Linked DNA regions of Homo sapiens: all the other regions are linked to region 2. A link is a contact called in ENCODE Hi-C or POLR2A ChIA-PET data. All regions are on one chromosome and are shown on one strand. The core of a region is the stretch at or near the end of the contact, and the rest is flanking DNA. Distances in the headings are between cores, read along the strand shown. Region 1 holds the start of PSMB8-AS1 (PSMB8 antisense RNA 1). Region 2 holds the start of PPP1R10 (protein phosphatase 1 regulatory subunit 10). Region 3 holds the start of PHF1 (PHD finger protein 1). Region 4 holds the start of RPS18 (ribosomal protein S18).

What was found. Hi-C counts contacts between places; a loop is a spot of excess contacts on that map. ChIA-PET counts read pairs that join two places held with the same protein, here RNA polymerase II (POLR2A). Pooled maps may share reads with other maps.
Region 1: a loop to region 2 is called in a map of naive thymus-derived CD4-positive, alpha-beta T cell, with 9 times the contacts of the local background. The contact joins the promoter of PSMB8-AS1 here to the promoter of PPP1R10 in region 2. A Hi-C loop is called at or near these places in 1 of 168 maps with a recorded cell type or tissue (naive thymus-derived CD4-positive, alpha-beta T cell), 1 of 37 single-sample maps with no recorded cell type and 11 of 50 pooled maps. POLR2A ChIA-PET finds 5 or more read pairs at or near these places in 3 of 52 experiments (CD4-positive, alpha-beta T cell, CD8-positive, alpha-beta T cell and naive thymus-derived CD8-positive, alpha-beta T cell).
Region 3: a loop to region 2 is called in a map of B cell, with 18 times the contacts of the local background. The contact joins the promoter of PHF1 here to the promoter of PPP1R10 in region 2. A Hi-C loop is called at or near these places in 1 of 168 maps with a recorded cell type or tissue (B cell), 1 of 37 single-sample maps with no recorded cell type and 9 of 50 pooled maps. POLR2A ChIA-PET finds 5 or more read pairs at or near these places in 4 of 52 experiments (AG04450, HEK293, K562 and 1 more).
Region 4: a loop to region 2 is called in a pooled map, with 9 times the contacts of the local background. The contact joins the promoter of RPS18 here to the promoter of PPP1R10 in region 2. A Hi-C loop is called at or near these places in 7 of 50 pooled maps. POLR2A ChIA-PET finds 5 or more read pairs at or near these places in 2 of 52 experiments (A673 and activated B cell).

The regions. Positions count from the first base shown.
Region 1 is chr6:32,842,836-32,845,535 of GRCh38, forward strand. It overlaps PSMB8-AS1 (PSMB8 antisense RNA 1), which reads left to right and starts at 1,251. Exons shown (of 2, transcript NR_037176.1): 1 at 1,251-1,439; 2 at 2,583-2,700. It overlaps PSMB8 (proteasome 20S subunit beta 8), which reads right to left and starts at 1,212. Exons shown (of 6, transcript NM_148919.4): 1 at 1,015-1,212; 2 at 107-254. The coding sequence starts at 1,161. It overlaps TAP1 (transporter 1, ATP binding cassette subfamily B member), which reads right to left. Exons shown (of 11, transcript NM_000593.6): 11 at 2,374-2,700.
Region 2 is chr6:30,615,837-30,618,536 of GRCh38, forward strand. PPP1R10 (protein phosphatase 1 regulatory subunit 10) reads right to left here and starts at 1,407. Exons shown (of 20, transcript NM_002714.4): 1 at 1,388-1,407; 2 at 642-1,162. It overlaps MRPS18B (mitochondrial ribosomal protein S18B), which reads left to right and starts at 2,004. Exons shown (of 7, transcript NM_014046.4): 1 at 2,004-2,107. The coding sequence starts at 2,030. RefSeq lists an enhancer at 1,665-2,233.
Region 3 is chr6:33,409,739-33,412,438 of GRCh38, forward strand. PHF1 (PHD finger protein 1) reads left to right here and starts at 1,276. Exons shown (of 15, transcript NM_024165.3): 1 at 1,276-1,477; 2 at 2,510-2,684. The coding sequence starts at 2,526. KIFC1 (kinesin family member C1) reads left to right here. Exons shown (of 11, transcript NM_002263.4): 11 at 1-158.
Region 4 is chr6:33,270,806-33,273,505 of GRCh38, forward strand. It overlaps RPS18 (ribosomal protein S18), which reads left to right and starts at 1,270. Exons shown (of 6, transcript NM_022551.3): 1 at 1,270-1,317; 2 at 1,823-1,921. The coding sequence starts at 1,315. It overlaps VPS52 (VPS52 subunit of GARP complex), which reads right to left and starts at 1,071. Exons shown (of 20, transcript NM_022553.6): 1 at 781-1,071. The coding sequence starts at 870.

The sequences.
Region 1 (2,700 bases), core at 1-2,500, 2.2 Mb after region 2:
GTGTGTCCTAAATCAATATCCACTTCCACTTTGTTGCAGAGTTGGCCTCCTGTGGAAAGGAGAGCCCAGCTCCCCAGATTCTGCCTGCTGGAGCGTATACACTCACTAATGTAGGACCCAGCTGAGGCCCGAGAATCCACTGCTGCAATCACTCCATGCTGGAACTTGAAGGCGAGCGTGGTGGTGCCATGGGCCATCTCAATCTGAACGTTCCTTTCTCCGTCCCCACCCAGGGACTGGAAGAATTCTGTGGGCTGATAAGAGAAAAGAGGTTGAGAAAGGCAATGAAAAATTCTGTAGTAAGAGGCTCCAGGAAAAGGTTTTAGGGAGTATGAGGGTGAGGAGATATGCAGAAATGATCTAACCATCAATAAATGAAACAGTTAATAACCAATCTCTAGAAGGAAATGGCTTGGGAGAAGGAAAAGAAGAGGCATGCCAGTATCAACCTTTTCCATTTTCCAGCACAACAGAAATGAAAGCAAGCACATGTTACCATTACTAAAAAATTTTGAGAGTGACTTAAAGGGTTTCTTCCATGCATAAAGCATTCAACCCTCACAAAACACGTTTAGTAACAGTATCCTCACTTTACAGAAGAGGGGCTTGGGACCTAGACTAAGTGACTTGTTCTAAGTCGCGCAACAGTGAGTTGCTGAGAGGAGGCCAGCAGGCAAATTTCATAGGTTTCCCAAGACACCACACACCTCCTATATCATGTGATAACCCCATGAAAAAGGCTCCACCATTTGTGTGTGGACAAGGGCAGGAAAGTTCTCTTGTCTTCCTTTGGGAGCCCCCACCTCACCTGTAACTCTTTGTCCTAACTTGCACTTCCTCCTCTCAGGCCCCATCCCCATGTGGCCTCTTCTTTGGGTCTGGCGCTCTCCGGGACTGAAGGCTACCCCCGACCCTGTACCCCGCGCTCCCGCTCTCGCCTCCTCCTCTCAGGCGACCCTCCACTCCTCAGCGCCCGCCTCCCTGCATCCCTAGGGGCTTCCCTACTGCCCCGACCTGCATTCCCCGGGGTAAAGCGAGCTCTGGAGATCGCATAGAGAAACTGTAGTGTCCTGGGTCCGAGCGACGCCCGCTTCCCGCAACCGGGAGAGCCGATTCCGGCCGCTGCCCTCGGGGGGCTCCGCATACATCTAGTAGCGCCATGACCGCCCAGCACCCAGAGATCTGTCCGCTCTCGGAGGAGGAAGTGAAAGCGAAAGCCACAGATCGAAGGGGAGGGAACAAGACTCTTTTCCACATCCCCCTGCCTTTTCCGAGAAAAGGACAGTTAGTGCCTGGACCAGGACCATCACACTGGGGACCGGCTTCTCTGCTCTCCCGTTATGGGGGTCGGGGGAATGATGGGTCAAGGGTCTTCCGAAGAAAGCGAGAAAGGAACAGGCGCCTTCAAAAGCCCACTTGGCGATGGGTTACAGTAAGAGGTACCTCCAGGCCCGGGCATCCGCTGGAAACAGGGGTGGGTAGGGTCGTGTCATCTAAAGGCGCAGCTTCAACCAGAAGACTAGAAGTCAGCCAGGAGCTGGGAGTAGTGTCACGCGGGGTGGGGGTTCCTATGAGCATCACTTTACAAAACCAGGAGGGACGGAAGTGCGAGGGGGCAGAGTCTTGGAAACAGGTCCTGGGCCAACTGCAACAGAATATACCCGCCGCGTGTAGGGGAAGGCGGCGCCAGGGAGAGGGCGCAGTCTCTGAATCTTTCCACGGGGTCCATCCTAGGGCCCCTCCAGGTTCAACGGTCTCCTAACCTGTAGTCACCCACAAGAGCGTGCCCTTTCTGCCCGCCCTTCCTAGCGTTGCTCCCTGCTTGGCTGAGCACTGCGGAGTTTCACGCCTCTAAACCCCGCCTCTTCTTGCAACCTGTGTTGGCCTCATCTACCCAGCAACTGTCGACGTCACACGACCTGGGCCTCCCTGAATGGGAGATATTTACTAGGCAATCCCGCCTACTGTTCTGAGGTTTCCCCTCCAGGTGCAGCTTCAGAGCCAGGCGAGCCAGGAAGGACCAGCGGGCGAGGTGGTGAGTTGTGAGGCGCGCCCAGTCCCTCTGTTCCCGCCTGGCACTTGCTCTGGCCGCGCCCGCCCCATCTGCCACTTCGGAGAGGCCACGGCTCTGAGCTGCGGCCGCTAGTGCCCTGATGGGCCCTGTGGCTGGGGTCTTGCACATTCTTGGGGGTGGGCCTAAGGGGATAGGGGAAGTGGAAGGGGCCTCATAGGAATTAAAAAGCTTAAGGGAAAAGGTGATGCAGTTAGGGGGTAAAACATTGAGGATGATAAAAGAGGAGACATCCGCAGCTGAAAAGTGCGCTGCAAAAGGCAGTGGGCCGTTTGGTGTGCCGGAAACATAAGAAACCACAGTACAAAACACCAATTTTATTATAAATATCAAGAACCTACAGGGTGTTTATGGGCCAGCATATGCCTTCAGTTATGTTGAAAATAGCTGATCATCTTTCCGTACATTCTGAACATTTCTCAGTTTCAGAGTGCTGGCCACACCAAAGCATCAGCCCTGGCTCTAAACTCCGTTACAGTAAGGAATTACAAATCCTGTGTTTGTACTCCAGGAAGTCTGCATTATCACGAGGAGCTTGGAAAGGAGGTAACACACTCAAGGCAAATTTCAAGTAACTCATCCTGGAGGCAGCTGCCTACTCTGCAGCTGTGGTTCTCCACCACAGAGAG
Region 2 (2,700 bases), core at 157-2,656:
AGTGTCTTGCAATCTTTATTCCTAGATTGCCACCTATTTTAACCACACAAATATACCCCAAGCAAATTACATTAAAATTGAGAGGATTTAACAGTCATTTAAAAAGTTATAGCGAGCTATTACTTCTCTCTGCCCATCTCCTTACCCTGCAATCTTTATGTACAGATTGCTTATTAATCTGGCAAATTGAAAGGCACCCTGCTTGTCTCACACACAAAGAAGTGGTACTTCTGGGCCACAAGATCCACCATCTCTTGTATGTGAGCTCATTAACCCTTTTGAAGACTGCTGCTAACCAGAGGAAGGTAACCATTCCTCCTTATATAAACACATATGGCTTTGGCAGTCTGGAAATTGGCTGGATTACCAAGGGTTAACCATCAAAATCCTCACTTGCTGGCCCTCCCTCCACCCTCTCTTTGCCTGCAGCAAGGCAGGGAAGAGATAGGTGGTAGGGGAGAGAGAACAAGACTGTTTAGACCCACAGGCCCTTTTTAATGGAGATTAAGTGACCAGATTGGTCCTTCTCCAGTTCTCTATTTGTTCTATGGTCTCATTTCTTCCTCTCATTATTTTTGGTTTCACAACGGGAAACGTTGATTTCTTGTTGCAAGGCTGGTTTTTGAAAATTCGACACTTACTATCCAATTTTTTTGCGACGTCAGCACCTCGGGCTCAGGGGGGAGGGGGTAAAATTTTGGAGGAAAAAAAATAAAACAACCAACCAGGACCCAAAACTCAATTATTTAGGGGGCCTCATTGGATCAAAAAGTCTTTTAAAAAATAAAGGCCAACTCAGTATTCATTTCCCCCCCACCCAACTCCATTTAGGGAGGGGGGTCGCAGAAAAAAGTTCTGAGTGGATTCAAAAAAGTAAACGCTGGATGAGTGAATTTGGGTGGTTTGGGAAGGGAGGGTGGTTGATTATTTTTGAAGTTATGTAGTGACGGTCCTTCGGCCACAGATTTCAAGTCCCAAGCAGCGTGGGCTGGTGGGGTGGGCAAGATAGGTGGGAAGGGGCAGAAGACACAAGTGGTTGGGCTGGTGGCTGCTGTTTTCCCTTTCCCCCCTCTCTCAGGATCCTTTCAAGGGCTTAGATGTTGCTGCGGCTTGTTTCTGTTTTCCTCGTGGCCGGCCTGTCTTTCTCCGAGAAAATTCAAACCTGGGATAAAAGGAACACAAGGGAGAAAGATGTAATCAGTACGGGTTGCTTCAAAACACTCACAAATGCCATCTTTGTTGTCCCCAAACAAACCTGTGTCCCATCCTGATCGCAACCGCTTTAAGCCGTGGCTCTCAAATGAACCCATCCATCCCTATCCCGCTTCCCAGATCCAACGCTCTCCGCAAAATTTTACCCACTAGACGACAAAGTAGGCAAACTTACCTCTAAACGAACCCCAGAATGGCGGCCGCCCGCTCGGGTGGAGTCTTTTATACCCGGACGCCGCCCAACGCGCCCAAACGTGCTAGTGAAACGCCCTTGTCGCGAGACATTATACGCGAGGCGTGAACTCATTGGTCAACCCAAATGACAACTCGCCAACTGATTGGCTACTCTCACTTCACCTTTGCTCCGCCCCTTTCCCTGGCACTCTCTTCCGCCTCCTTCCTGCCTCCCTGTCGCGTGCGCGTGACCAGGAGCCTAGCACCTCCCTTTCCTCTGCTTCCGCCACTTCCGCCCTGGAGAACATTTCTCACCCAGGATTGGTAGAAACCTAAGAGCGCATGCGCACTGAGAGGATACCGCTAAAAATCGCCTTCAAAATTGCTTAAAAGGCAAACTTTAACAATGCGATCTAAGAGTCGTAGTGACTGGCCAAAAAAAACCGCAATTTTGGGGTCTAATTCGATTGTGACGCAGTTGAAATTAGCTTCTCCCCCATGCCTTCCCTTTCACGCTTCCGTCCTGACGCAAACGTGGGGCCGCCTTCCGCACTGCGGGCTTGTCCTTGGCCCTGCCCTACTCAGTTTCCTGAAGCATGCGCAGTTGCCTTTCCGTCAATTCCTGTCCTGGGCGTACGTCAAGATGGCGGCGTCTGTATTAAACACCGTGCTGAGGCGGCTTCCTATGCTATCTCTCTTCCGAGGTTCTCACAGAGTTCAGGTAACTCTTCGAAAGACATTTTGCACAACCTCAAGTTGGTTATACCTTCTCGAGGTTGTCGCTCCACTGTCAGGAATCCACGAGTGGAGACCTTCCCACGTGTGTCTTAGCTGTCTAGGCAGTACTTCCTGCAACCCCCCCCCCACACCCCGCGCATTTTCTAATCCCGAGCCGAGGACTAAACGCCAGGGTTAGGTATCATCCTTTTTCCAAAATGCCATTTCAGTAAAATAACTTAAGTGATGGAATTGACCCCTGTCCACCCTCAGTCATGCATAACCAGCTTTTTAAAAATTATTTAACTAATTAAGGGGCCATGCTAATCTCTGTATCGTTGCAATTTTAGCATAACATATGTACTCCCCAAGCGAGCGCCACAACCAGCTGTTAACTATGCAAGTGGTGACTAAATCTGTGTTGCTCTGGAATGTCCTTGGGGAAATTAGGGATCCCAATTTCTACCAACCTTGCTATTTCTCAATAAGGTCAGGATATATTCTTACGACCTGAGGACAGTTTCTCAGCTCTCTTTATTAAATCAGTTTCTTATCGGAGTTATGAGAGCTTAACTCCGTCCTTTGAATTGAGGTTTC
Region 3 (2,700 bases), core at 26-2,525, 2.8 Mb after region 2:
GTGTGTGTGTGTGTGTCCCTATGTCTATGTATCGGGTGAGGGGTGGGAGGGTTGCTGGAGGGTGCTTTATTGGGTGGAGGGCACCATGTCCCAGGGCTATCAAATAAAGAATAGTTTGGTTTTTTTTTTAAATAAAGGTTTTATTAGCATTTGCCCAAGAAGGCAGATACTTTCATATCTGTAAAAGTGGGAGCTGTGATCTGTACCCTCTGCCAAACGTTTACGTGGGAGGCGGGAGCGGGGGCTGAGGGCTTCGTCTTTTCTCCCCTCTGCTATCACCGGTTCTGGACCTTGGCCTGGATCATCTTCCCCTCTGCTAATACCCCCTACCCCGTCCGTCACATCAGGGAGGTGTGCCCTCTAGCTATCCACGCCCCCTCCTTGGTCACTAGTTATAGGTAACTTTCACCCTTCCGCCGGCCACCCCAGCCCCAGGGAAGAACGTTCCTTTGGTGGGTGTCGGCAAATGGGGACCGGACCCCAGAGTCCAGAGGCGGGGCTAGCGCGCGCTCCCAAACTGTTGGCTCTTTCCTCCCGTCCCGCCCTTTCCCTGCCTTTCCGTTCGAACGGCTGGGGCTCTGCCCGCTCGCTGCCCATTGGCTGGCTCTCGGTGGCGTCACCGCCTTGGGTCCTCGCGCCCTTCGTCTGCGCCAGCCCTGGAAGCACGGGGCGGGACGTCCACGGGAAGCGGCGCGCACGCCCGCCGACTCCCTCGCGCCAACCGCCGACGGCCGCCGCCCGGTGAAGGAGGGGCTCAGTCCTCCCAGGTGCCGCGCGCAGGAGGGGACACGCGTGCGCAAAAGGGCGGTGGGTGGGGCGCGACTCGTCACGGGGAGGGCGGGGCGCGCGAGGGAGGAGGGCGTGGTGGGGGCATCGAGAAGGGTGAATGGAGGGCGGGGCTGTGAACTGGGGCCGGGGGGCGGGACTTGGAGTGACCATGGGGGGTGGGGCAGCTAACGGATGTGGCATGGGGCGGGGGACCAGGCCGGAGGCGGGCTGCCGGGAGGGGGGATTCCCTCGTGCCCCAAGGGCGAATCTCAGGTCGGAGGAAGGGGCTGAGGGGATTCCCTCTCCCACCGGGTCCGACTCTTCGCTCCCCAAGCCGCGGAGGGCCAGCCTCTTCTTCGGCGCCCTCCAGGCCTGTTGGAGGTGAGGGAGGTGGGGTGAGGTGGTGCCCGCCCCCCCCTCCGGCTCCTCCTTTCCCCCAGTCCTCCCCTCCCACCACCCTCCCCCCCAACCGGTCCGTCCCTCCCCTCCCTCCCTCCCCCCCGCCGCCTCCTCCTCCTGCCGCTGCCGCTGCTTTGGCTGCTGCGTCATACGCCCCAGAGCCGCCGGGACGGAGGGGCTGGGCCTGGGGACCCCCCGGCCTCCGCCTGCACGCCCCCCCACGCCCGGACGTGCCCTCTCCGCGCGGGGGACTCGCCTAGGTCTCCTACGTCTGCCCCTGCCCGGCTCCCGGCGGCCCCAGCTGTCACCGGTAAGGAGGCGGCAGGAGGCGCTGGTGGGGGGCAGGGAGCCGGGGGTCGGCGCGGGGCGCGGGCGGGAGAGCCTCGCCGCCTTGGCCTCGGGTCCGGGCTGGGCCGACACAAGTCCCTTCTCGGACTTGCCGTCCTGGGGAGTAGAGACCGGGACTGGGACACGCCCCCCTCCCGGGGCACTCAGAGAAGTTGTCTAACCCGGGGGCAGGGAGCCCCGAATTTGAGGGTGACCTGACATAACCTGGCACCAGGATGATTGTTCTTAATGAGACGCGCAGGCCTGGGGAGACAGCCGTTTCTGCTCTGGAAAACATCTCCAGAAAAGGTCCCAAAACACGTCTCTGGGCAACAGGACACCCTAATTATGATACCTCTAAACTGAGTAGCCTTTGCTTCTACAACCATAATTTCTCCTAAAATTTCAAGGCCAGTATATAATATCCCAGGAGAGCTCTGGAAGCTGGGAAACTAGCAACTAGGTTTGGGGTCGGGGGGAGGGCTGTTAGTTACCGAGAGGAGAGCCAGTCACTAGAGTTGGAAGAGGACTCAAAAAGCTGGTGATGGGTGCCCAGTGGTTTCCTATCAAGGTGTCTCAGGGATTTGGAGATGGGGGCACAGATACTTCATTCTTGATGGCAAAATAGGCAAAGAAAATGGGGAGGCTGGCCGGGCCCGGTGGCTCACGCCTGTAATCCCAGCACTTTGGGAAGCTGAGGTGGGTGGATCATGAGGTCAGGAGTTCGAGACCAGTTTGGCCAACATGGCCAACACCTCATCTCTACTAAAAATACAAAAATTAGCCAGGCATGGTGGCATGCGCCTGTAATCCCACCTACTTGGGAGACTGAGGCAGGAGAATTGCCTGAACCCGGGAGGTGGAGGTTGCAGTGAGCCAAGATTGTGCCACTGCACTCTGGCCTGGGCGACAGAGCAAAACTCCATCTCAGGAAAAAAAAAAAAAAAAGAAAAAGAAAATGGGGAAGGTTTCTCAGCATTCATAACCTTCTCCTCCCCATTTCTTTTCTGGCTAGGCCCCCCCAGGATGCAATGGCGCAGCCCCCCCGGCTGAGCCGCTCTGGTGCCTCCTCACTTTGGGACCCAGCTTCTCCTGCTCCCACCTCTGGCCCCAGGCCTCGGCTTTGGGAGGGTCAAGATGTGCTGGCCAGATGGACTGATGGGCTGCTATACTTGGGTACCATCAAAAAGGTAAGACCTTCTACCT
Region 4 (2,700 bases), core at 20-2,519, 2.7 Mb after region 2:
CCGGGCGCGGTGGCGGGCGCCTGTAGTCCCAGCTACTTGGGAGGTTGAGGCAGGAGAATGGCGTGAACCCGGAAGGTGGAGCTTGCAGTGAGCCAAGATCGCGCCACTGCACTCCAGCCTGGGCGACAGAGCAAGACTCCGTCTCAAAAAAAAAAAAAAAAAAAAAAAAGTGCAGTGGAGATGACCGAATGAGGAAAGCTAGGAATTGCAGAGGATAGAGCAGAACTTGCACTTAAATTTAAGACCCTCAGACTCCTGCCATCTTGGGTGTTCTATCACACCTCTGGGGAACCCCAGGCTTTCTAGAAATGTCAAAACACATAGTGTTTACCTGCATGCCAGGTGCAATCTTACACATATTCATCTAATCCTAACGACGATGTATACAATAGGTTCTATCTTCCTCACCTTAAAGGTGTGAGAAATGATGGCACAGAGAAGCTGGTTAACTTGCCCAAGGGCACACAGCGTGTAAGTGGCAGAGATAGAACTCAGGCAGTCTGGCTTCAGAGGCCATGTTCTTAACCTTTACACTATACTACTTCGTGACTCTACCCCAAAATGTGGAGTGAAGTTGAAATTTTGTGCCCCAGAACATGAGTTTCAGCCACTAGGGTCCCGCTCAGGGTCGGGTCTGATCACAGGGAAGGGTACGGGGAGCCAAACAGGTAATATCACGGGTAGCAGCCAAGTTCCCACCCTTGTGCCTAAACCCAGCTCAGGTCTTTCTGAAGCTAGGAGCACCGGAACTACGGAGGAGAAACAGCTCCGCGCTCTCACCAGCGGGCCCTCTTCCTCCTCCATATCTGAGGTCCCAGCCCGCAACACCAGTTCCCGGGCCGCAGCCGCCATGGTCGCAGCGGCGGCCATTCCCCGCAGCCTCACTTCCGGCAACTGTCAGTCCCGGCGAGTCCGTTCCCCGGAGTGGAGCTACAAGTCCCAAAGGGTCTTCCTCAGCGCGAAATCGTTCCCAGATATTTGAGTTAAGTTGTTTGACTCCAGCTGTCCCCTTTCAGCTCTAACCACTTCACCCAACTGCAAATGGAAATATGGAAGTCTGAAACACAAACTAGCCCCGGAACCTTCGCTGTTCTCTTACCTATGAACCTTACGAACTGTAAAGAAAGGCGCACCGGAAGTTGTGGTACCCAAGCCATACTCTCATAAATCCAGCCAGGTCGCGCTGAAACAGTTTCCGGAAGCACTTCTCCTAGATCGCACCGCCTCTTCCTCCTGGAAGCTATATAATGATATCGCGTCACTTCCGCTCTCTCTTCCACAGGAGGCCTACACGCCGCCGCTTGTGCTGCAGCCATGGTAAGACTGGAATCCGTGCCGTGATCCAGCGGCATCGCAGCTCGGGCAAGGAAAGCCGGCTGTCAGGGTTCTGGAAACGTCCTGCCCTGAGGGCCTGCGACTTTCTGTATGGAGCCTTGGATCGCGTCCCTGGAAAGGGACACCAAAGATTTCCAATTCCGGAGAGCGGGCCCGAGGAAGGGTCACTGCTCGGGCGCACGAAAGCTGTCTAAGGCTTGGGCGTATATGGGGAACTCTGGCTTTTGCCACGCACTTTTGGGAATGGGCAGGAGACCTGCTTCCTCTCTCCAGAGGTTGCATTTTCCCAAGCTTGAACGCTTCATGTGCCTACTCTGCAGGACTGAGGAGTTTGCTCTGTGGTGTGAAAACCTAAGGAATGGGGGGCGGGTGTCTTGCCACTTGTGTGACAGGCTTAACCTTTTTGTATGAAGTTCGTTTGCCTTATCGGCCTTACTGTTTGATAGTTTACTGTGTCTGATTTCTTCCCCCGTACTTTTTCAACTAGTCTCTAGTGATCCCTGAAAAGTTCCAGCATATTTTGCGAGTACTCAACACCAACATCGATGGGCGGCGGAAAATAGCCTTTGCCATCACTGCCATTAAGGTAAGTGAAGTAGGGTAAGGAATAGGGAATGTAAATGAGAATTGGGTTGTGAAGACATAAGCAAAAATGAAGCAAGGCTGGGGAGACTTGAGTCTCATCCAGATCACCTTGACTGCTGGATTAAGAAAAGAAAGTGGTTTAGGGAGAGACTGACCCCTTTAGCATTTACCACAGAAAATAAGTGATTAAAGCCAAGATAGTGGTCTAAGGTCAAGCCAAAACATTTCACCTGGGGAAGTGGGGAGGAGGTATGGTTGCTCACCCGAATTCGCTAAGATTTTCCTGAACCACGAGCTTGTGAGATTTCTTCTAGATTCGGTTTCTTTACCCATCCCACCATCATAACAGCAACCCTTCCTGCGAAATTTATATTCCCTGAGAATTGGAGGATTATTGGGCATCTTGAGGGATAAGTAGAAATACCAACAGATAAAAAGTGTGAAGAAGCCTGTAGATGGAGGGTGGAAGAAGTCTGAGTGGGACATTTACTCAGATGAGCCATAATTGACACTCCTTTCCTGTCGAAGTGTGAAGGAGTACATCCATCTTTCTTTGGCTTTTAAGAATCGAATCAATGAATGCAAGAATATTATTTCACTTGAGTATTTCTCTCCACAAACCTAATGAATTCTTGGCTTTCTAGATACATAACGTTCTTTTTTTTTCCCTTAAGTCAGAATGTGTAGTTAGTTGTGGAAATAGCCTACCAGTATGTGTCCATGCGTGCAGGGCTAGGCCTGTCTTCTTGGCTTCTGTTGCATGGTAGGTACTTAGGCGAC